2 separate regions of the Mus musculus genome follow, and region 1 is linked to region 2. Evidence: chromatin loops called from intact Hi-C (ENCODE). Cell type or tissue: left cerebral cortex. All regions are shown on one strand. Each heading gives the region's core, and the rest is flanking DNA. Links, peaks and the distances in the headings are about the cores only. Region 1 has its middle 27 kb from the start of Chst3. Region 2 overlaps Psap (prosaposin).

What was found. A loop is a pair of places that touch in the nucleus more often than their neighbours do. Peaks named below come from ENCODE experiments on the same cell type or tissue, not always from the same donor. Only the 100,000 strongest peaks of a DNase experiment are listed, where the experiment ranks them.
Region 1: it touches region 2 in a loop (2.0-fold over the local background); 8 of 42 quality-filtered maps call a loop at or near these places.

Annotation. Positions count from the first base shown.
Region 1 is chr10:60,238,770-60,254,712 of GRCm38, reverse strand. No RefSeq gene overlaps it. Among named protein-coding and RNA genes, the nearest start is that of Chst3, 27 kb to the right of the region's middle. In left cerebral cortex, for the core only: CTCF peaks have their summits at 7,966 (motif pointing right), 9,235 and 9,442 (motif pointing right); DNase peaks (open chromatin) are centred at 5,722, 7,941 and 9,459.
Region 2 is chr10:60,292,394-60,300,393 of GRCm38, reverse strand. It overlaps Psap (prosaposin), which reads right to left. Exons shown (of 15, transcript NM_011179.3): 3 at 7,815-7,889; 4 at 6,920-7,045; 5 at 5,664-5,861; 6 at 5,286-5,429; 7 at 4,392-4,448; 8 at 2,849-2,857; 9 at 1,165-1,296; 10 at 835-930; 11 at 336-615; 12 at 89-246. Among named protein-coding and RNA genes, the nearest start is that of Psap, 19 kb to the right of the region's middle. In left cerebral cortex, for the core only: no CTCF peak of the experiment used is centred there; DNase peaks (open chromatin) are centred at 1,486 and 4,230; H3K27ac peaks cover 1,473 bases.

The sequences.
Region 1 (15,943 bases), core at 4,800-12,799, 50 kb after region 2:
GCAGTACTCTGGGAATTCAAACAGAACAATGAGGTCAGGCCTCAGAGTACCTGCCCCGGTCACGGAGTTGTCCGTGAAGGGCTTGTTGGAGGAGCCGGCTTGAAGGGGTTATGCTCTGCAACAAAAAAAGAATCTTCTGGTGGCCATTTTTTTAAAAAGATGCATTTATTTTAGTTTCTGTGAACCACTCTTCTGCCCGAGAGTATGTTGTGGACCACTGTGTATAGTGCCTGAAGTCTCAGAGGTCGGAGGAGGGCATCAGATCCCCTGCAAGTAGAGTTATAGAGGGTTGATGGGGTGGCCAATAATTTTTTAATTAATTAATTAAATCCCAAACTCTGCCCTTTCCCTCCCTCCTCAACTCTCTCAGCCCCCGCAACCCCCACCCCCACCCCCTCACAGAGTCCTTCCCCCTATCTCCCCCCTTCTCCTCTGAGAGGACAGGCCTCCGTCAGGGATCCTCTCTATGCTGGCACATCAAGTCTGCAGGGTTGGGTGCATCCTCTTCCACCAAGGATTCCAGATGGGTGTGATCTGTGCCTGAGATCTCAGCACTAAAGAAAGCTGAGGAAGAAGGCTTACCACAAGTGTCAGGCCAGCCTGGGCTACAGAATAAGGAGTCTCAGTCTCAATAAATAATAAATAGGTCTGGGCAGTGGTGATATACATGCCTTTAATCCCAGCACTCCAGAGGCAGAGGTAGGTGGGTCTCTGTGAGCTCAGACAAGACAGCCCGGTTGGGCCACAGTTAGGCTACAGCTTTAGAGACGAGCCTCAGCCCCAGTTGTAGGAGGACCCACACGAAGACTGAGCTGCACGTATGCTACCCATGTGCCAGGGGCCTTGGTCCAGCCCGTGTATGCTCTTCAGCTGGTGGCTCTGTCTCTGAGACTCCCAGGGGTCCGGGTCAGTTGACTCTGCTGTTCTTCCTGTGGGGTTCCCATCCCCTTCAGCTCCTTCGATCCTCCCCCCAACTCTTACATTGTGGTCCCTGACCTCTGACCCATGTTTGGCTGTGGGTGTCTGCTTCTGTTTCCAACAGTCCACAGATTACAACAGCAATATGCTGTAATCTATGGAGAGTAATTGTGGGAGGGAGAGAAGCAGGGAGAAAGAAAAAGAAAGGATGAAGAGGAGGGGAAACGTAAAAAGGCCTCTATCTGAAAGCAACTTATATTTGCAGCCTTAATAAGGCTGAATATTTAAAGCTTACTGTTGGCTACAGCATCTTGCTGTGTGGACCAGGCTAACCCGGAAGTCTCCATCCTCACTTTGGTGCTGATGGCCGGGATTACAACAGTGAAGCATTAAGCTTTGTTTGAAAAAAAAAATCTGTTTCTGTTGTAACAGGGATCGCAGGTATGTGAAGGGTGCGGTTTAGCTAATCACTGTAAGTAAGGTGGGTTCCCTAGGTTCCAAGAATTCCAGATGGGTGTGATCTGTGCCTGTGACCTCAGCACTAAAGAAAGCTGAGGAAGAAGGCTTTTACTACAAGTTTCAGGCCAGCCTGGGCTACAGAATGAGGGAGTCTCAGTAAATAATAAATAGGTCTGGGCAGTGGTGATATACATGCCTTTAATCCCAGCATTCCAGAGGCAGAGGTAGGTGGGTCTCTGTGAGCTCAGGGCCTGCTTTGGCTACCTAGAGAAGCTGTGGCCAGCCACAGCCACCCAAAACCCTATCTCAAAACCCAATCAGTCAATCAGTCAACCAACTGATTGGTTAAATCAGTCTTTGGTCTGCTGCTTCCTGGATCCTCGCCCAACAAAAAGCTGAGCCACCTCCTGACCTCTGTTCCCCCACACAGGGCATTTTTGGAGGTTAAGCTGGGGAGAGCAGCCCAGGATGCTTAGGGAAGCGACACCAACAGTTTCTGGCCACCACCTCCTCCCCTGCCCCCAACATTGCACAAGACTCCTTGAGCCTGTAGCCCTGAGCAATATCCATCCTCTTTCGAAATTACTACTGTGTGCAAAGCCAGTCACCTGCACTACAGCTTTCCTGAGAAAAGGGATCAGAAACCTTACCCATGGGACAGGCAGGGGTGATGGGTTCCCCTAGCCGGAGCAGGAGCACCCTCATTGCCCTAGGCCTGAGTGGGGCCATACTTGTGCACAGTTGGCACATGCACACACACACACAAACACACACACACACACATACACACACACACACACACACACACACACACACACACACACACACACACACACACAGTAGTGCTCTAGGGATAGGTGTGCCTGCCCTGCTAACCAGCAGCAGCTGGAGCTCTGGGTCGGTCGCTATTATTCAGATCATTCACACACTATGAGGTCACACACACCCTGCCTGTCCTCAGGGCGATCTTTCTAGGGCCCAAGAAGCCATTTGCAGCAAGAGGCCATCTGCCGAGGGGCCATCTCTCTCCAGTATGTTCTGGCCTGCCTGGGCCAGTGTGGTCCAGTTTACAACTTTGGAAGGAGCCCCCTCCCTCTCTCTGCCTTCAGTCTCCTCTTCAGTGAAGTTCAGATGAGGCAAAATAGAACAGACAATGAAGGGCAGTCCGGAAGTTAGAGAAGCCCCTCCCCTGAAGAGGACAAGTCCAGGACAGGCTCTGTGGTGCCTACCAGGGTTGAGGCACCTTATAGGCCTGGAGACCTGGGTTTGACTCCCGGGACCTCCTCCACAAATCTGTGCCTCCCCTCAACCCTTCCACTATTTTTTTTTTAATTTTAATTTTTGTTTTTATTTTTAGTTTATTTCATGTGTATGAGTGTTCTGCTTGTGTGTATGTCTGTGTGCCACTTGCATGCCCAGTGCATTCAGAGACCAGAAGGGGGCATCAGATCCTTGGAGCTAGCTGCCGTGTGGGTGCCGAGTATCAAACCCAGGTCCTCAGGAAGAGCAACCAGTGCTCTTAACCACGGAGCCAGCTCTCCAGCCCCCTAATTTTTTTTTTTTTTTATTAAAATTAAAGAAAGCCTGGGGCTAGAGAGATGGCTCTGTGGTTATTCACAAACACTGTCTGCATTTCCAGAGGTTCTGAGTTCAGTCCCCAGCACCCACATGGTGGCTCACAACCATCCTTAATGAAATTGGATGCCCTCTGTGTCTCTGAAAACAGCTACAGTGTACTTACATATAATAAATAAATCTTTTTAAAAAAATTCCCTTGAGGGGGCTAGTGAGATGGCTCAGTGGGTAAGAGCACCCGACTGCTCTTCCGAAGGTCCAGAGTTCAAATCCCAGCAACCACATGGTGGCTCACAACCATCTGTAACGAGATCTGACGCCCTCTTCTGGTGTGTCTGAAGACAGCTACAGTGTACTTACATGTAATAAATAAATCTTTTTTTAAAAAAATTCCCTTGAATGGGGAGACAGGGAGACCAGGATGGTGGGGTCTTCCTCCCTACCTGGAGAGAGGGTCTCAATCGGTCTGTCTGTTCCTCCTTGCCCCGTGGAGACCAGGTCTAACCTGTACTTTCGATATAGAGCAAGCTGGCTTTGAGATCACAAGAACCCACTTGCCTCTCCCTCCTAGGTGCTGGGATTATAGGGGTACACCTCCACCTCTGGCTAAGATGGGATCCCTTGTTGAACCTGGAACCCACAGCTCTTTTCAGCTAGATAGGTAGGCATCCTGTATCTGCCTGCCCCAGCTCTGGGGTCCCAGGTTGGAAACAGCCTGGCTTTCTATGTGTTCAGAGGCCAGCCTGGTCTACTGAGGTGGGGTTCAGGAAAGCCAGATCTACAAGGAAAGACCCTGACTCAAAACAAAACAAAACAAAACAACAAAACAAAAACAAATCAATCCAAGTCCCCAAGATGGCTCCGCAGGTGACGTCAGTGGCCACACAAGCCTGGCAAACCGAGTCCTGTGGACCAGAGAACACGAGGCTGTCATCTGATCTCTGCACACGTGCTGTGGAATCGTCTTAGTTGGCATTGTTATTGCTTTGGTGAAACACCGTGAGCAAAAGCAAACTAGGGAGGAAAGGTTACGGCTCAGTCTTCCACATCACTGCTCATCACCGAAGGAAGCCAGCGCAGGAACTCAAGCAGGGCAGGAACCTGGAGGCAGGAGCTGACTCAGAGGCCTCGGAGGGGTGCTGTTTACTGGCTTGCTCCCCATGGCTTGCTCAGCCTGCTTTCTGATAGAACCCAAGATCACCAGCCCGGGGGTAGCACCACCCACAAGTGCCTATGCTCTTCCCCATTAATCACGAGTTAAGAAAATGCCTACAGGCTCACCAGATCTTAGAGAGACATTTTCTTAGCTGGGGTTTCTCCCTCACAGATGACTTCGGCTTGTGTCAAGTCAACATAAAAGTGGCCAGCATAGAAACGTTCCCCACCCCACTCCCATACTAATAAACATCAATTCGTTAACAAATTTAAAAGAGTGTGGCCAGGCGTGGTGGCCCACTCCTTTGATCCCAGCACTTGGGAAGCAGACGCAGGCAGATTTCTGAGTTCGAGGCCAGTCCGGTCTACAAAGTGAGTTCCAGGACAGCCAGGGCTATACAGAGAAACCCTGTCTCGAAAAAACAAAAACAAAAACAAAAACAAAAACAAAAACAAAAACAAAAAAAGACAAAAAAAAAAAAGAGTATGGGGCACGGGCTGGGCAAGTACCTCACTGCTAAGTACGTGGTCCCAGCCCTCAGGAGGCAGAGGCAGGCAGGCATTCCTCTGTGAGTTCAAAGCCAGCCTGGCCTACAAATCAAGTTCCAGGCCAGCCAGGGCTACACAGAGAACCCCTGTTTCAAGAAAACAAAACAAAGCAAGAAGCAGAGATAAACAGATGTGTCTGGGCCCTTGCTCTGCTTTAACCTATATTTGTATGTGTTTGTATGTATATGTGTTTGTATGTATATGTGTGTGCTTTTGTGTATGTATGTGTGAATATGTGTTTGTGTGTATGTGTTTGTGTCTATGTTTGTATGTGCATTTTTATGTGTGTGTGTTTGTGTGTGTATGTGTTTTTATGTGTGTATGTGTTTTTTTGTGTGTGTTTGGGTGTTTGTCTGTGTGTGTCTTTGTGTATGTGTTTTTTTTGTGTGTGTGTATGTGGTTTTTGTGTGTGTGTGTGTTTGTGTCTATGTTTGTGTATGTGTGTGTTTAATTATATCAGAAGAGAAATTTATTTACAGTCCATACAACAGCTTAGAGTTACATGCAACAATTACTCAGTAAAAGCTAAGGACATAACCCCGTAGTAGAGCGCTTGTTCGGCACACACAGGACCCTAGGTTTAACCCTCAACAACATCCAAAATAACTGCTCAGGGGAGACTACATTCAGGTAGACAAGGAGCATGCACATGTTAGAAAACAACACGAAATACAGATGCCACAGAGAAGCTACCAAAGCCAGGCAACACTGTGCCTGTCAGACTGGCAAACACTTCTAAATTTTCATCAGGTGTTTTGGTGGGAAGAAAGGGGGATAAACAGGTACATATACTCAGATAAGGGTAAAATATTTTGGGATGACAATATGTTTGAGAAAATATAATCCCTTTTCAGATGCAAATAAATGTGGACATAGTAATTCCAATCTTAACCATTTGTCCATAAGGACATCATGGCTAAAGATACTCACATTTAAACACTCTACTACACAATGTTTGTAAAAGGGAAAAGTTGGAAATGGCCTGACTGTCTAAACAGTGTGGACACTTAACGCTGCGGTATATTATAGAGACGCCAATGAGATGCTGGGACAAATGGCATGGATGACGCAAACCGGCTCAGTGCAGATACAAGTGTGCGTTTCATTTTTAATCTTGGCCAGAAAGCTGAGAAGCGATCAGAATTTCATGGTGACATTCTGTTTTTCCCCCTCTACAAGCCTCTGCTTTTTTTCATAATTAAAACAGTTGACTTTTCAAACTGAAAAATAGGCTCAGCTGAAACACAATCATATTTAAGTCATCAGTCAGGAGACAAACAACTTTAAATCGATGAGTTAGGAACCAATCACACATCAAACAAGACAAAGTGGTAGCGATTGTTCCAAGTGACCCTCTAATTAATCTTCTGTGCCTTCTCTGAGACCACAGCATCTGAGTTCATGCAGATGAGGTCACTGCATTGTGAAACTGCTGGACCAGAACAACAGTCTACAACCATAACTCACTCACCCACAGACAAGAAGAAAATTAACTCGCTCCCTTATTTTCTTAGGAGAAAACCACACACTTCAAAGTTCAAGGTGGATGAAGCCAGGATGAAGGCAGAGTTCTGGGGCCTGGTGGTTCCGTTCCCCATGACACTGCTTTGTCATCCTTGCTCATGGCATTTTGTCACAGAAGCAGAAAAGTAACCAATCAATCTTGGAGGCACCACATCCCTTACTCATGGCTCCATTCTCCATTGTTCTGGTTACCTGGAGCCAATGGCAGTCTGAAATCCTTTAAACATGTTTTTTGCTTGTTTGTTTGTTTATTTGCTTGTTTTTCTTTTCTCAGAAAGGTTAAAAAAATCCATATTTTACAGTCCAATGTTGTGGATGGACCTGGTGCTGTTTGTATCGTGTGTGTGGTTTTTTTTTTTTTTTTTTTTTTTGGTTTTTCAAGCTCACTCTGTAGACCAGGCTGGCCTCGAACTCAGAAATCCACCTGCCTCTGCCTCCCGACTGCTGGGATTAAAGGCGTGCGCCACCTCGCCTGGCTTTGTGTGTGTGTTTTTATGTGTGTGTGTGTTTATGTGTATGTTTGTATACATTTGTGTATGTGTTTGTGTGTATCTTTGTGTATGTATGTGTATATGTTTGTGTATGTGTTTGTGTGTGTATGTGTTTTGTGTGTGTGTGTAGGTTTGTGTATGTGTGTGTATGTTTGTGTGTGTGTGTATGTTTATGTGTGTGTGTGTGTGTTTGTCAGAAGTTAACTTGCAGAGAGAATTGGGAGCTAGTTTTCTACCACATATGGGCTCCAGGATGGCACTCAAGCCCTCAGGCTCAGAGACCAAATTCTCTGCCCACTTTTGTGCATTGCTTTCTTTCTTTCTTTTTTTTCGAGACAGGGTTTCTCTGTGTAGCCCTGGCTGGCCTTGAACTCAGAAATCCACCTGCCTCTGCCTCCTGAGTGCTGGGATTAAAGGCATGCGCCACCACGCATGCCAGTGATTGTCTGTGATCTCAATGCTCAAGAGGTGGAGACAGGAGGATCAGTAATTCAAAGCCAGACATAGAGAACCAGAAGCCAACCTAAGCCTCCAATAAGGGTGGTATTTATGGAGCTAGAGAGACGGAGCAGCATTTAAGAACACATTCTTGCAGGGGCCCCTTGACCAGTTTCTTATACTCACGTAGCAACTCACAACTTTGCCTATAACTCCAGTTCCGGGGGATCTGTTGCAGCCTTCTGTCTCCTGTAGTCTCCTGCATACACATGGTGTGTATAAACTCATACAGCACACAGGAGCACACATGCATGCGCACACAAACATACAAATAAAATAATTTTTAAAAGGTAGTTTTTTTAAAACCTAAAAACCAAACAGCAAGCAAAAGCCCAAAGCTGAGTTGGTATGTCAATGCATGCCTGTAATCCCAGCACTCAGGAAGTAGAGGCAGGAGGATTGCCTCAAGTTCTAAATGGACTAGGCTACATTGGGAGCACCAGGCCGCTGTGGGTTACATAGTAAAGCGACAATAAAAACGCATAAACAACCTGATCTCCAACAACTAACTGATCAACAACCCAGCTGTGGGTCTTACCGTGTTCATGATTTTACAGTGAGGCCCTCTGCTCAAGGGCCCACAGAACCGACAAAAAGCCTTTTCTTCATGACACTTGGCATAGAAACCACTGTGGGACAAACTCATGGGACTGAGCAGGAAGCAAGGTTGTGACCCTTACCAGGGCTGGCGATGGAACATTTCTACTCTGGGGAAGATGCAGATGGTGCCTAACCTCCTCCTACAATCCTAAGGACAAAGGGGTAGATCCCACAAGGATCCACTGGGGGGAGCTATTGTGCTCACTCTGCATACTTGCTGAGCTATGGGTCCTGGGCAGGGGCCTGGGTAACCTTAAAGAGGCCACTCCCTCTCGGCTTTGTAGATGGAGTCTCTGCCTTAGTTCTGCCCGTCCTAAGGCCAGTGCAATCAGGACACAACAGCACACGACTGGCTACTCTGTTCCTCTCTCCACGAGGGAGTCAACAAGGCCAACTAGGATGGCCTGCAAGGGACACAGCTGGCCTCAGGAGGATGGCGATGATTTGGCTGGGTTGGTGGCTGTGTCTAACAGCTGGTGACAATATTCTAGCCAGATTCCTACATACAGTGGGACCTAGGACAGCTTTCATCTCTTGGGCCCCGAGGACACTTGTGACAGCGACTCTGTTTCCTTGGTGTTTTTCATAACTTCACACCTACAGTCCAACACTGATGCTCACAAGAGTGTCACGGTGTGCACGCTCACGAGTACAAAGTAAATGGTGCGTGTGCATCAGAGATGCTCTTGAAGCTGAGCCTGAGCCTATGCCATTGTCTCTAATGCTCTGTCTTCACATTGGCTTATTTCTATTGGTCTTTTACTCCTTTTTTTTTAAAAAAGACTTATTTATTTATTTTATGTGTATGAGTACACTATAGCTGTCTTCAGACACACCAGAAGGCATCAGATCCCATTACATATGGTTGAGCCACCATGCGGTTGCTGGGAATTGAACTCAGGACCTCTGGAAGAGCTGCCTGTGCTCTTACCCATTGAGCCATCTCTCCAGCCCCCGGTTTAGTGCTCCTACAATTGGTTTTTACTATTACTGGTTTGTGATGCTGAGGTTAGAACTCGGGGCTCTGCTTATGAATGATGTATGCCTCTGACTTTCCCTTGGGATTTTCCCAATGATTTGGGAGTCACAACTGAAGCACTTTGGCTGCTCGCCAGGTAGGGGAAGACCCAGGGCAGGTTGGTGTACTAATTAGGGTAAGAGATGAACTTGCTTTTGGTCCAGGGAGCAGTATTTTCGCTCAAAACCAAGAGCAGCAGACAAACTTGAGATTATTAATATTGTAAAGCCAAGGGTGAACGCGGCGGGGCACAACTGTTATCACAGCCTTTGGGAAGGAGAGGCAAGACAATCAGGAGTTAGAGGCCATCCCTGATGCCATATCAGATTTGAGACCAGCTTGAGATACAAGAGACCCATTTAAAAAATTAAAAAGAGCACAAAGTATGTACATACATGCATGCACATTTAAAACTAGGTTAGAGTTCAGCATAACTATGCTATATGCCTATAATCGCAACACTCAGGAGATGGAGACAGCAGAATCCGAAGTTCAAAGCTAGTCTTAGCTATGTAGAGTTGGAGACTAGCTTGGGCTACCTGAGACAGTGTCAAAATTACATAAAAAGGTAGGGTTGGACTGCCACCTATCCGGTGGCAGAGGGTTGAGGACACTGCTACTCTCTAGTGGACACTTTTAGCATAGCGAGAAAGTGAACACATGGCACTTGCTGTTCTGAAGCTGACCGCCAGAGGGCAGAAGAGTCACTGAGTTAATCATCACCGCGCCCCGGAGAGGGAGGATTCATACCCAGCCAAGGTGAGCACCCTCTTTAGCTTCCATAGCAGCTTTGGGAATGGACACAGCCCTGATTCCCCTCACGCAGCTTAAGGCTGAGCAGAGAAGGTATATGGGTTTAGAACATTGCCAGGGGAGGAGAGCTGGGTAGAAGGCCTGCAGGCGAAGAAGGCTCTAGAAGGGAAGGAGGCCAGTTTGGTTGGAAAACAGACCCTCCCACAATCCCACGACTCTCTGCCCACCCCCACGTCCCTCCATAAGAAGCCAACTCACCTGTACCACCATGCACTAAAATTGAATTGGTTTCTGGGCTCAGGTTTGCTGTCGACTTGATTTTTTTTTTTTTTTTTTTTTTTGGAGGTGGGGGGACACTGTGAGACAGACATTTTCGGCCTCACTCTGTAGCCTAGGAGGCTGGCCTCAAACCACGGCACCTCCTTCTGCCTCTGCTTGGGTGCCAGGCTGACAGGTGTGTGCAGCTACACCCAGCTTGGGCCGTGTTACATTGAGACTTAAGAATTGTTCATATTTATGGGGTACAGTGGAACTAGTTTTTGGCTTGGGGTTGCTTGGTGTCTTATTTAGAGTTTCTCTTGCTGCAACAAAACACCATGACTGAAAAGCTGCTTACTGGCTTGTTCCCCATGGTTTGCTCAGCCTGATTTCTTATAGAACCAGGACCACCAGCCCAGGGGTGGCACCACCCACTACAGGCTGGGCCCCTCATGGGCCTATCAGAGAGACATTTCCTCAACTGAGGCTCCTTCCTCTCTGATGACTGTAGCTTGTGTCGAGCTGACACACAAAACCAGCCAGCACCCTTGCTTTATTGTTTGTTTGTTATTGTTGGTGGTAGTGGTAGGTATATGGCTTTTTTGTTTGTAGCTCTTTTTTTTTTTTTTTGGCATTATTGCAGCTTGAACCTAAGGACATATTTCTTAGCTACTGAGACCAACCATTCAGCGAATACTGGAATTTGGGGTGGGATGGCTGGACCGGCTGGATTTTGAAATCGGGAAGCCATTGAGAGATGAAGCAGATGGGAACAGTGTGACTGCTGGGTGAGAAGAGATGACTTACAGACCATGTGTGAGTCAGAGCTGATGACCAACGTGTCAGTGAGACAGAGAGAACGGAAGGGCCTAGGACAGACAGACCTTCCTGGAGTGTTTTCCCACTGTTATCAGAGGATATAAAGTCCTGGCTTTAGAGATGGAGGAAGAGGCTGGGAACCAGAGTGGTGTGTTTGGGGTGGGGCGGAGGGTGTGGAGGGCATAGAAACTGAGAGAGGTAAGGAAACACTTCTTCCCCTGATGGAAGCCCTGGGGCACCTCTACTTCCATCCAGAGAGACTCCTGGGGACATCTGGCTTCTAGAACTGTAAGACTCTAGCTTGTGTGGCTTGTAAAGCCGAGAAGTCTGTGATGGTCCTTAAAGCAGTGGCAGAAAGCAGCAGCCAGCAACAGGCCCAGGGCCTCTGATTGTCTGGTCACACTGCTTAGGCCCAAGAGGTTTGGTGGCCTCCTGTAAAGAATGCTTTGGACAACACACTGTGGTCTCTCCAGTCCCAAGGGCTTCCTGGTTTTGGAGCTTCATCTCCATTGACAAGTACCAGAGGGTTATAGTCTGCGACCTTCGTGGCGGGGAGCATGGCAGCAGGCAGGCAAGCATGGTGCTGAAGCAGTAGCTGAGAGTTCACGTGTAACTGACAAGCAAAAGCCCAGCGAACTAACTGGGAATGACGTGGGCTTTTTAAACCTTAAATCCCATCCCCAGTGACACACCTCCTCCAGCAAGACCACACCCCCTAATCCTTCCCAAATGTTTCCACCAACTGGAGACCAAGTATTCAAATACATGAGCCTCTGGGGACAATTCTCATTCAAACCACCACACCGTCTCAGAACTTTTCTCCAAATCTGGGGACACTTGGATAGCCTGGACCAGGTTGGACACTGAGTCCAGGAGAGCAGAGGCAGTGTGGAAAGCTTAGCCTCGTGATGGGGCATCACGGGTGCTTCTGGTATGAGGCACAATAACCTCAATCACACCCTGTCATTTGGGTTTTTTCTTTCCTGTTTCAACACCTCCTCTGTCCTTGTTTCCTGAAAATGCTACTGTTCTACATACTCCAAGGATGAAACCCCATTCTTATCTCAGGCTCTGCATCTAGGAAAGTCCAAACCAAGGTCCTTGGGAATGACAGCAACCCAAACCTTGGTGGTAAGTAGCAGGAGAGATGAGAAACAGCTCTGACCTCCAACAAAGCCACTCCCAGTCAACACAAAGGGTGGGGACCAGTTCAGATCACACAAGAGCACACCTGGTCACAGTGAATTGCAGCTTTGAAACTTGCTCGGGTCCTAGACAGAGAGGCAGGGAGACACTTTGGGAAATGGATTTAAAGAAGTTTATTGGGGTGAACTGAAAGTATGTAGGTGTCTTAGTTTGGGTTTTACTGCTGTAAGCAGACACCGTGACCAAGGCAACTCTTTTTTTTTTTTTTGTTTTGTTTTGTTTTGTTTTGTTTTTTCAAGACAGGGTTTCTCTGTGTAGCCCTGGCTGTCCTGGAACTCACTCTGTAGACCAGGCTGGCCTCGAACTCAGAAATCCGCCTGCCTCTGCCTCCAAGTGCTGGGATTAAAGGCGTGTGCCACCACTGCCCAGCCCAAGACATCTCTTATAAGGACAACATTTAATTGGGGCTGCTCACAGCTTCAGAGGTTCAGTCCATTATCATCAAGGTGGGAGCATGGCAGCATCCAGGCAGGCATGGTGCAGGAGGAGCTGAGAGTTCTACATCTTCATCTGAAAGCAGCTAAGAGAAGATTGGCTTCCAGAGAGCTAGGACAAGGGACTTAAAGCCCATGCCCATAGTGACACACCTACTCCAACAAGGCCAACACCTTCTAATAGTGCAACTCCCTGGGCCAAGCATATTCAAACCACCACAATAGGTCACTTTGAAGGGGCTGAGGTAGCAAAATGAACTTCATTTTGTTCTTAAGACTCCATCCTAAGTTAACTTGCCCTTTGAGAGGCATAGCCCCCACCCTTGAGGTCTGAGAAAAATCATGAGATGTTCCTGAAAATCATGAAATGTTGCAAAATAGACATAGCAGCTGCAGCTAACTGATAACAATAGAGTGGGTTAAGAAAGCATAAGTGGGGCTGGAGAGATGGCTCAGCGGTTGAGAGCACTGACTGCTTTTCCAAAGGTCTTGAGTTCAATTCCCGGCAACCACATGGTGGCTCACAAACATCTGTAATGGGATCTGATGCCCTCTTCTGGTGTGTCTGAAGACAGCTACAGTGTACTCATATACATAAAATAAATAAATTTAAAAAAAAAACATAAGCCTTTCCCAGGTCAAAGTTATATATATATATATGTGTGTGTGTGTGTGTGTGTGTGTGTGTGTGTATATGTATATATATACACACATATATATATACATACACACACACACACACACACACACACACACACACTGTGTAGTTCTCCATATATATGTATACATATATAATGTGTATATGTGTGAGATTTATTCATCTTTATGTATATGAGTACACTGTAGCTGTACAGATGGTTATGAGCTTTCATGTGGTTGTTGGGAATTGAAATTTTTAGAACCTCTGCTCACTCCGGTCGGCTCTGCTCCCTCAGTCCCTGTTCACTCTGGCCCAAAGATCTATTTATTATTATAAGTAGGTACACTGTAGCTGTCTTCAGATGCAGTAGAAGAGGGCATCAGATTTCATAACAGATGGTTGTGAGCCACCGTGTGGTTGCTGGGATTTGAACTCAGGACCTTCAGGAGAACAGTCAGTGCTCTTAACCTCTGAGCCATCTTGCTAGTCCCCAAGTTGCTCCTTTTTTGATATATGCTCCCTCCTTGTGGTTCAAACAGGTGCTGTAAACCAATTAGCTTAAAGGCCAATATTCCTTTATCCTCTCATGTAACTCCAAGGCTTGGAAACCCCCACTTGCGGTTCTTTCCTTCATAAACTTCCTTCCCCTAGACCTCAGGGCCACTCTCCTATCCTGTTGCATCAGTAAGGTTTGTGGCCCAGGCTCCAGCTTGAATAAAGACTCTCATGTGTAGCCGGGCAGTGGTGGCACACGCCTTTAATCCCAGCACTTAGGAGGCAGAGGCAGGCGGATTTCTGAGTTCGAGGCCAGCCTGGTCTACAGAGTGAGTTCCAGGACAACCAGGGCTACACAGAGAAACCCTATCTCGAAAAAACAAAAAAACAAAACAAAACAAAACAAACCACTCTCATGTGCTTGTATCAGAGTTGTGGTTCCTGGTAGTCTCTTTGGGGTTTTTGCAATCTGGGCACAATATGAGCTCATTAAAACCATACCAAAGAAAACAGGCCATAAAAATTGGACACTTCAGACCACTTAAAAGTTGTAATTTCCTCACCTGACTACGTAGAGCAGTGGTTCTCAACCAGTGGGTTGTGACCCCTATGGGACTGAATGACCCTGTGGGGGTTTGCATACGCTTGCCGTGTGGGAAGCGGCACTATTAGGAGGTGTGGCCTTGTTGGAGGAAGTGCGTCACTGTGGGGGTGGGCTTGAGGGCTCCTATGCACCCAGGGTGGAAGAGAGCCTCTCCTGGCTGCCAGCCAATAGAGATGTAGAACTCTCAGCTCCTCCAGCACCATGTCTGCCTGCCTGCTGCCATGCTTCCCGCCATGATGATAATGGACTGAACCTCAAAACTGTAAGCCAGCCCCCATTAAATGTTTACCTTTGTAAGAGTTGTCTTGGTCATGGTGTCTCTTCACAGCAATAGAAACAACCTTTCACAGGGTTGCCTAAAACCATTGGAATACAGAGAGTTTTACACTATGATTTATAACAGTAGCAGAATTACAGTTATGAAGTAGCAATGAACATAAGTTTATGGTCAGGGGTCACCACACCATGAGGGTCACAGCAGTACGGAGGTTGAGAACCACTATCATGGAGTGTTAGACTGCCAAGTGCCGTGAACGCATGGCTCCACACCAGCCCACCTTCTTTGACACTGTGTGTATGTGTTAAGGACTAAGGACTCCCTGGCTCAGCTCCATTTCCTGCCTGCCTGTCCACCTGTTCATCTGTCTCTGGGCCTGACCGGTGGCTGGTGTTCCTGCTCTGGACTCTTTCATCCCTGGGCTGAATTCTGCAGCTTCATTCTCAAACCTCACTCCTTGGCTCCTGCCGCAGCCCCCTCTCTACACTAGCCCACGGCCTTACCTTACTGTACAGACTTCTGAAGCCTCTGGACCTCGGACTTGTATTCACTCTGTAATCCGTGTGTGTGTGTGTGTGTGTGTGTGTGTGTGTGTGTGTGTGTCTGTCTGTCTGTCTGTCTGTCTATACATATGAATGTGTATATGTGTGTGCCTTTGTGTATATATATGAGTAACTGTGTATACATGTGTGCTCATGGTATGTGTGTGTCCCTGCATGCATATGAGTGTGTGTACCTGTGTGTGCCTTTATGTGCATGAGTATCTATGTGCACATGTGTGTGCATGTGTGTATGTGTGTGTCCACGTGTGCATATGTGTGTAGCCGTGTGTGCCTCTGTATGCATATGAGTATGTGAGTATACACATGCATATGTATGTGTATGTGTGCATGTGAGCTTGCAAGTGTGTGTGTGTGTAGATATATTTACTATGTGCTGAGAGTTATTTTCAGTGATTAAAAGACTGGAAAGGATGTTGCTTTCACCAGTTTGCCTGGGTAGCTGGATGACAAATTGCCATCACAGAAACCACTAAACATTGTGAATTTAGTGTTACTCAACAAATTCTGGCATTGCCTGATAGAATAAGCATGTTTGTTCGTGTTTCAAGCACAGTATACTCATGATAATGACTATATTCTTGGAGGCCTCTCTCTCTCTCTCTCTCTGTCTCTCTCTCTCTCTCTCTGTCTCTCTGTGTGTGTGTGCAACTCAACAATTGTATGGCTACACTTTTTAATTGTTTTATTTTTAACTTTCGTTTTAAAACACATGTGAATACAAAGAACAACCAGACTTGAGTCTGACACACCCATCCCCTGAGAGCCTGAGAGGGTTCATCCAACAGGGAAATAGATGAGGAGACCCACAGCCAAGCATCAGGCGGAGCTCAGCAAGCCTTGTGGAAGAGTGGGGGATAGAAGTGAGCAAGCCTGAGAGGAAAGCACACTCCAAGAAGACCTGCAATGTCAACTAACCTGGGCCCATGGGAGCTCACCACTAACTGAACCACTAACCAGGGAGCACGGAGGGGCTGAACCTAGGCCCCCTACACATTTATAGCAGATGGGCAGCTTGGTCTACATGTGGGACCCTGACAATAGGAATAGGGGCTGTCTCTGACTCTGTCACCTGCCATTGGATCCCCGTCCCCTAACTGGACTGCATGG
Region 2 (8,000 bases), core at 1-8,000:
GCCTAGAGCACACAGGGACACCACCACCACCCCCAGCACCGCCCCCAACACACACTGGAACATTAGCAGTGAACGGACACGCCCATACCTGCTTCTGGTAAGGGTCTGGCAGGAAGCTGCAGCCCTTCTCAAGTGCGGCCAGGATTTCCTCCTTGGTGCTGTTTTTCTCCAGGTTATGTTCCAAATAGAGGACCAGTTTCTTGCACACCTCACAGAACCCACCATTCTTCTGAGGAGGCACATGGGCTACAGAAAGGACGACACAGGGCTTAACACTGGCAAGTGCTCCTTAATGGAGAGCGGCCCCTTCTTCCCTCAGTGTGCCGTGGACTTACCGGGCAATGCCGACTGCTTGGGCTGTGCGGGCTGCTTTGGCGGTGTGGGCTCTTTGAGCAGTGCAGATACAATGGCTGGCGCAGGCTGCTCAAGTGCCTCCACCAACTCCGGGCGGGCAGCACAGAGGCCGATCACACCGCACAGAGAGCTGGGGTTTACCTCATGGATAAAGATGTCCAACAGGGAGGGGCCAAATGTTCCCACCACCTCCTGGCACTTGGTTCTGGCAGGATCGGGGAGCAGTGCGCATGCGTTGCTCAAACCTTTAACTAGGAGCTCCTGAAACAGGCGAAAGGCGCATCAGACTGGAGCTGGACACAAAGAAGAGATGCAAGGCATGCCAGGAGCCAGTCCAGAGTTGGGTGCTATAGCCCTCCCCTAGAGACCTCCCTCCTGGGTACTGGGGTATATATCTGCCAGGAGAACCATCCCCCCCCCAACTCACCCAGGCACCTTCTGAGCACTCCTCCCCGCCCCCATGCAAGGAGGCCAGCATACCTCAGTGGCATTATTGACAATCAGCTCAGAAAACTTATTCATCACAAACTGACAGGTCTGGCATAAAATCACATTGTGGGCCTGGACCAGATTCTGCTGTGAAGGACAAGAGGAGAGTGTTTTAAGGCTGGGACCTGACCCCTCGGGCATGCTTTTACCACATGTTTCCTAAAGGTGTGAAGCCAGGATCTAGATTATGGGCACGTATAGAACTCCTCCAGGTTTCAACTCGAAACACATTCAGAAGGCAGGCAGGGCCCGGAGAGGACGTGACACCATGGGAGGATGGGGTATCTGTTCCAGTCGGCAGAGAACAGCAACAGAAGGTACCTCATAGGGGTCCATCATCTCCAGGGCAGGGAGGATGTTCTTAATGGTCTCGGTGGCAGGGACCAGAGTCTTCATTGGCACTCTCTTGACCTCATTACAGAAGCCAGCCAGCACACAGATTTCCTTGGGTTGCTGAAGAAAGCATGGCCTGTGTTAGACAGCCTGTGTATGCTGCCCTCAAACCCTTCCTTACACAGCAGAGCAGAGCTGAGGGCTCGTGTAAAGCTCCCTCTTCCCACTCAGGCTGGCAGCTCCAGTTAAATAAAGATCACTGCGTGTACACCCAGTTCCACCTAGAGGAAGCGCCCCTCACCGTAGGATAGTCTTCTAGCACTTTCTGTACCCCCAAGCACAGCCAGGCTACGTATGCCAGCTCACTGTCAGGGGTAAGCTCTCTGGATGGGAACTATAAGGCTCATGATCTCACAGAAAGCCCAATGTGACTATGTCAGAATTAAAATCACATGGAAACCCCCCTTCAGTGACAGTTCCATGTAAACTGGTACACTAAGGGGAAGAAAGGCCGCTTTTCCCAGAAGCCATATTCTGTGCTCACAACTGTACCCAGGGCATGTGAGAGCCCAGGACCTGAGCTGATCAGATATTTCGTCACAAGGGCTTCACACAGATCCCCTCTCACCATCCTGACACCAAGCCAGAGAGAAATGAGTGTGGATATTCAGACCACCACACTGCGAAAGCCAAGAGCAAGTCCCATCCGCAGACCCTGTGTGGTGCTGTGTGAACTGCGTGTGGCAGCCCTCGGCTGAGCCCAGCGCAGGAGCAGAGGTGCTGACAACAAGAGCACGCACACTGAGATACACTGAGGGCAGGTTCCTAAACTCCCTGGCTTTAACACACCTTACAATTAGGAGATCAAGGCCAGAGAGAGACTAAGGTACAAAACCTTTTTTTAGGGGGGTGGGATGGGGTGAGGGGTGGGGGTGGGCAAGATTCAGGGGCGGGGGCGCTCTGTCTGAAGCAGCATAAATGAAAACTCAGGCATTTCCATTTAAGCCCTTCCTTATGAGATTCAAAATGCCTTTCAGCTTCTAGAACTCAAACCGGAGAGCCTGGAAGCAATGTTCAGAACAGACCCACTCGGGCACTGGCTCGGCCAGGATGGACTGAGCACTGATTCCCACAGTATGCCATCTCTGAGGCTCTAGGTGCCCCAAGACCCACTCTCTAAAGGGCAGAAGGCACAATCGAGAGGCCATGTGTAAGGCTCTCCACCCAGCAGGCCAGGCCACTGTCTGCATCTAGTTTGCCCATGCAGAAGCACTGGGGTGAGGGACAGCGCTAAGACATGCAATGCTACCCACTGTGAAAGACACAAGTGTTCTGTCAGGGCCCTGGCTTTCGGCCTTTGCCACCACCACCCTGGTAACAGGTGATGTGCTATGTGCTGACTTGGGCATAGGCTCTGGTAGCTACACCGTCTGGCCCCCAGGATCTGAAGTGCTGAACGTAAGGGAAAGGACATACGGGGACACCCTTCGTGGTACCTGTCAGAGCTCACCATGCCAGACCAAAAAAAAAAAAAAAAAAAAAAAAAAAAAAAAATTAAAATTAAAAAAAAAAAGCAAAAATAAATAATAAATAAAATAAAATAAAATAAAAGAGAGAATAGCCAACAACTAGAAGCAGTAGACTACTACCAAAAGCAAATTCTGTCACATACCTGATCCTGCTGTTGAACAAAAAAACAGGAAATCGGAGGAGTCAATGAGAAAGGAAAGGACACAGCAGTTAAGAGAAATTAAAACAACCATGGAGCAGTTAACCTGGCAGAGGGATGTCATCGAGTTTAAGGGCAACACCCTGGCAGGAAGGGATGGATGGGGCCGAGAGCTAGTCCAGCCCTGACAGCATGCATGTGGCTGCTGGAAACTGTCCTTGTGAAGGGCCTCCACCTAGAGCTGATCGCGAGCTTTCTGGCCTTTCTAAGCTCCACACAGAGCAGACTCCACAACCTCAGGCCAGCTGCCAGCCTGGAAGGTGGGTGTGTGGGCTTTGGTTGGGAATTCCAGCTGCAGTTACCCTAAGTGACAAACAGGGATGGTTGAAAGGATGTTGTCGCCCCAGAGGCAGTCTGCTGTACCCACAAAGGTCATAGAAAGTCATATGAATTATGTTCTATCCGTACTGTGGCTTAATATGAAGCCACATACAGGAGTAATGACTAGTAGGGAGTGATCATTTAACCCCAGCATTTGGGAGGTAAAGGCAGCCACATGCAGTAAGAACTAGAAACTGAGACCAATAATTTTAGGGGAAAAGGAAAATTAAACTGTGTTTCCCCTTTTATAAAAAAAAAAAAAAACAAAAAACAACAAAAAAAACCAGCTATTGTTTTTAGGGAAAAGGGCAAATTAAACTAAGATGGAATACAAAATGATTTCATTGGTATATTTTCAAAACCCAAATTGTTTGATACAGAAAAAAACTTAAAAAAAAAAAACTTCCCATTATAATAAAAACGGGTAGCTTCCCTGAAGGAAGCATTTCACCAGGCCACTCCACATCAAAGGGTATCTTAACCATGGAGGTCTTTACAAGCTGTCTTTAGATGTTTGTTTGGGGCACGAGCAATGATCTCAAACAAGCCACCCAGCCAGATGGACCGCTTGGGCAGCAGGTTAGCCCAGCAGCTGGACAGTAAGTATATACAAAGCAGGAAAGGGCTCAGGTTCAAGCATGAGTAAGGACTCACGACAGTCCGTGAGAGAGGGAGAGCAGGGCATCTCGCCCACTCACTCAGCTCTGCCAGCCACATCAGCACGGTTCAAGTCTAGATATCCCCCATGCCCCATGTCCCACCTCTCAGGCAATGAGCCCCACCCCACCCCGCCCCCTGGACATTACCAGATGCCAATTTTAGCTAGGGAACAAGCAGCAGCTGTAGCTGATTCTTTCCTCCTGACCCAGAACACGGGCTCCCTTTGAAATCTCCCACCCGCTCAGTGGCGCAATGCTCCTTCCTATACAGATGCCAGCGCTCAGCCAGACACTAGCAATCTGACAGCCAGCTCATGCATGCACAGACTAGCAGACCTAGGCTACCAGGGCAGTCCAGGGATCACATTAGCTAAGGAAGACTTTGTGGGAGGAAGGATGGGCGGGATCGTGAGGAGAAGTTTTACTCTGGCCCTCAAGTGGAAAAAGGGGAATCCCAACGCATGGAGTTACCAATGCGAACACTGAGCGGAGGTCCCGCCACCTACCATGTGCATCAACATCTGGACACAGACCTCGGAATACTGGTCCACGTAGTTCTTGCACTGCAGAGAGACAGAGGTTCAGTTCACCACAGCCCAACTGGCTTTTCAACAGTGCCAACTGGTGACTTGCAGACGGACATGGACGGGCTTCTAATCCCAACAACCATGGACGAGGCCAGCCTGAGCTACACAGAGAGACCTGCTCTCACAAGGAACAACAATTCCCAGAATAGATCGAAGTGTCCCCTTAAGATTTTCTAAGATACTACAGCAATTTAGTTATTCTACCCCCTACTTAAAAACCTGTAGAGATGTCAGAACAGGAGTTGGCAGTCCTCAGTGTCTGATAGCCCAAATGCCTCCCAAGGCCACAGAGCGACCATTGTTAGCAAGATGAGAACACAGCTGCAAAACACCAGTAGGGATCTTCCAAGGCCATTCACAGGCTCTCGGGCACTAAGTGAGTTCTGAGACCACAGAACTCAATGTCCTTCAAGCTGCTTATCAGGCAACCCCACTGCTGTGGGAAAAGAGAGCTGTGAGCCTCATTCACAGACCACAGCCCTTCGTTCTAGAAGGGGGATGCCATGGAGCCAGACAGAGTGAGTTGTATCCCTGAGGACCCACAGCCAACTCCCACAGGTTGTCCTCTGACAGCCGTGCATGTGTCGTGCATGGTACACATTTTAGTACATGGTGACAGAGGGGAAAAAACAGCTTTCCCAACGTGATTTTCCTCCACTGCAGATTCAACTAACCAAAATTACATCTAGGTCTCACTAAACGCACCGGGGAAACCCTGAGGCACCTTCCTCGGGGCCACTGGGAAGGTAGCACTACCTGCTGCTACCCTAGCTCAGAACATTATCCAAACCATGGGGCTAGATAGAGGCTTACTATGTCAGACACGCCTGGCCCCAAGCGGTCACAATCCTCCTTCACGTGGTCCACGAAGCCCTGGATAAAGCTGGAGTTGGTCTTCACAGCAGTCTGGACATCAGACACCAGCTTCATACAGTCCTGGCAGACGTCCTCGTTAGCCTACAAGAGAACAGCAACAAGCTCCAGGGAGAAAGCCATATCTCACAAGCGGCCACAGCACTAGACAGGCTCAGCAGCTCCTGGGAACCAGGCTTTTAACCCATGGCCATTCACTCAGGCCAAAGTACTGAAAGGGCAGGCAGTGGGGCATGGCCTGAAGGGAGAGCCTGTGTTCTGTCCAGCACTGTGGCGCTTCTGCTGTGTTTGCCCTGACTCCACCCACCCTCAGCTAACCTTAGGTTGGGGCTGGCTGCGGGGGTGATCCTGAGGGTACAGCAGGAGAGGGATGTTGGACATGAAGGGGGCAACCACACGGGCCATGTCCACCTCCGGGATCTTGTTGGACTCAAGCTGTTTCTGGTTTTGCTCGGCCAAGTACTCCTGAAGGGACTGGCAGAGGTTGAGCGCAGAGCACACTTCCCCAGGGTTGCTCTGGAAAGGAAAAGAGACAGCTGAGAGCCTTTCCCAAGGGCAGCCTGTTGTCATCCAGTCAGTTCCTCCCTCACTCAGTGTGCCTAGAAGATTAGGAAGTTGCACACCAGGTGTCTAACCTGCAGGCTTCCCAGCCCCCCAGTGTCACTGCTGCCCATCATCAGCTCTTCCTTAAAGAAAAATGAGCCACCAAGGAGAGGGGAAGAGTCAGAGACCGATGTTTGGCCAGTGTGCTCACAGCTGCAAGCTAAGGCACCGGACTGACTTCACACACACACACATCTGTGCAGCTCACAAATCCTGATCTCTTACCGTGGCTCACACTTGCGACCACCTCAATTCTACCCCGCTCAACCTGCTTCCTGGAGTGGCCACTTCAGCAAATTTCCCAGAGACCTGGACGCTGTTCCCAGTCCTTAAAGCTCCTGTATCCCTCTTGAGTTTGGCTAGCCCATCCATCTTTCAAAACTCAATTTCCATCTGTTGCCATCACACCTCCTAGCAATGTGTGCTGTCCTTCCTGGGTGTCTTTCCATGGGACACAGAAGGCTTTGTGGATCAAATGAACACCTTCCTCACAAACCCCTGGCTCCATCTTTGGCACTCTTAGCCCCACCGGCTGGCTTCTTCAGAATCCCCCTTCTTGAAAGCCTTTCAGACTCTACAGAACTAGCTCCTGGTTCGCTGCCGGCTCCGGACACCCAGTTTGGGCACAGTATACACTTGCTGAGTGACAAGTGAGTATACTAGTAGCTGACCCCACACTGCATCTCACGGTCACTCATGACTTCTGCATTCACAGAGATGAAGCCATGCGCTTGCTCTAGACATAAAGGCCTGACAAGGGCTACCCATTTCTCCCTATCAACAGGATGCAGGAGTCAGGAATCCAAGGCACCTGGCCCAGAAAATCAAACAGGAAACCCACCGTGCTACAGCACTTGGTGCAAGGAGCCCTATGAAGAAGAGCTGCAGGAGAAACCCAAAGCCGGGAATACGAACACACTGGCCCTTCTGGGCCCTAGAAGTGCCTTAAAGGGCCCTACCCAGTCACCTACCATCTCGCCCTTAATCATGTCCAGGATGACAGGCAGGTAAGAGTCAACCACCTCCTTGCACGAGGCCGACAGGCTGGAGTCATGAATCCACTCACAGGTCTTCTCCAGGTAATGAAGGATCTCCTCCTGCAAGCGACCCCATCAGTGACGAAGGCCTAAGTCTGTACCCTCAGCATCCATGTACACAGAAGCCAGGGTTGACAAAGTATACCCCGAACCCCAGTGCTGGGGGAGGCGGGGCAGTAAGTTTGTGTATCAGACCAGGCAGATCCAAAGGGGCAGCTGGCCAGACAGTCTAGCTGAAATGAGTTACGTCAAGAGACGCGGTCAACCTCGGCCTCCACGTGCCCACACACCGATGGGTAAACCCCCCAGACCCCAAGCACATACTCTCAAATGGCAGTATGTAAGCTGGGTGTGGTGGTACAGGCCCATAATTTCAGCTCTCAGACGGCTAAGGCAAAAAGGCTTGAGCAAGTTCAAGGAAAGCCTGGGCTACCTAGCAAGGCTCTGGGTTAACCAAACAGCCAGGGCTAGAGCCTTTAATCCTAGCACTCTGAAGGCAGAGACAGGTATAACTTAGTTTTGAGGGTAGCCTGAGATAGGAAGATAGGAACACCTTGCCTCAAAAAAAAAAAAAAAAAAGGAATTGTGTGCTTCCTGAGCACCAGGCACAGAGATGGTACAAATCTACACATGTAGGCAGAACACTCGTACACAAAAATAAAATCTTTAAGAACATAAGCTTGTACTGTCAAGCCTATATGTATGACCTGGAAAGCCAGACATCCGTGTCTGCCACCCCTTGGCCAATAGTGCTCCTCTCTGGACCCCCAGAGCCCAGACACACAGTCTCCATCACAGCCCACACCCACCCTCCTCCCCAGTACCTTACCTGCGTAGCATTATCTTTCAGCAAGTTCCCAGCTTCGGTGACAACAGTTTTGCATATGTCGCAAGGAAGGGATTTCTAACAGGAAAAAACATGAGAGAGAACGTTTTGTATGTCTGGACACTTGGCACGACAGTGCCCCCACCCCCACCCCAAGGCTGTCCTAATCTCTGAAGCCTCCACTCATCG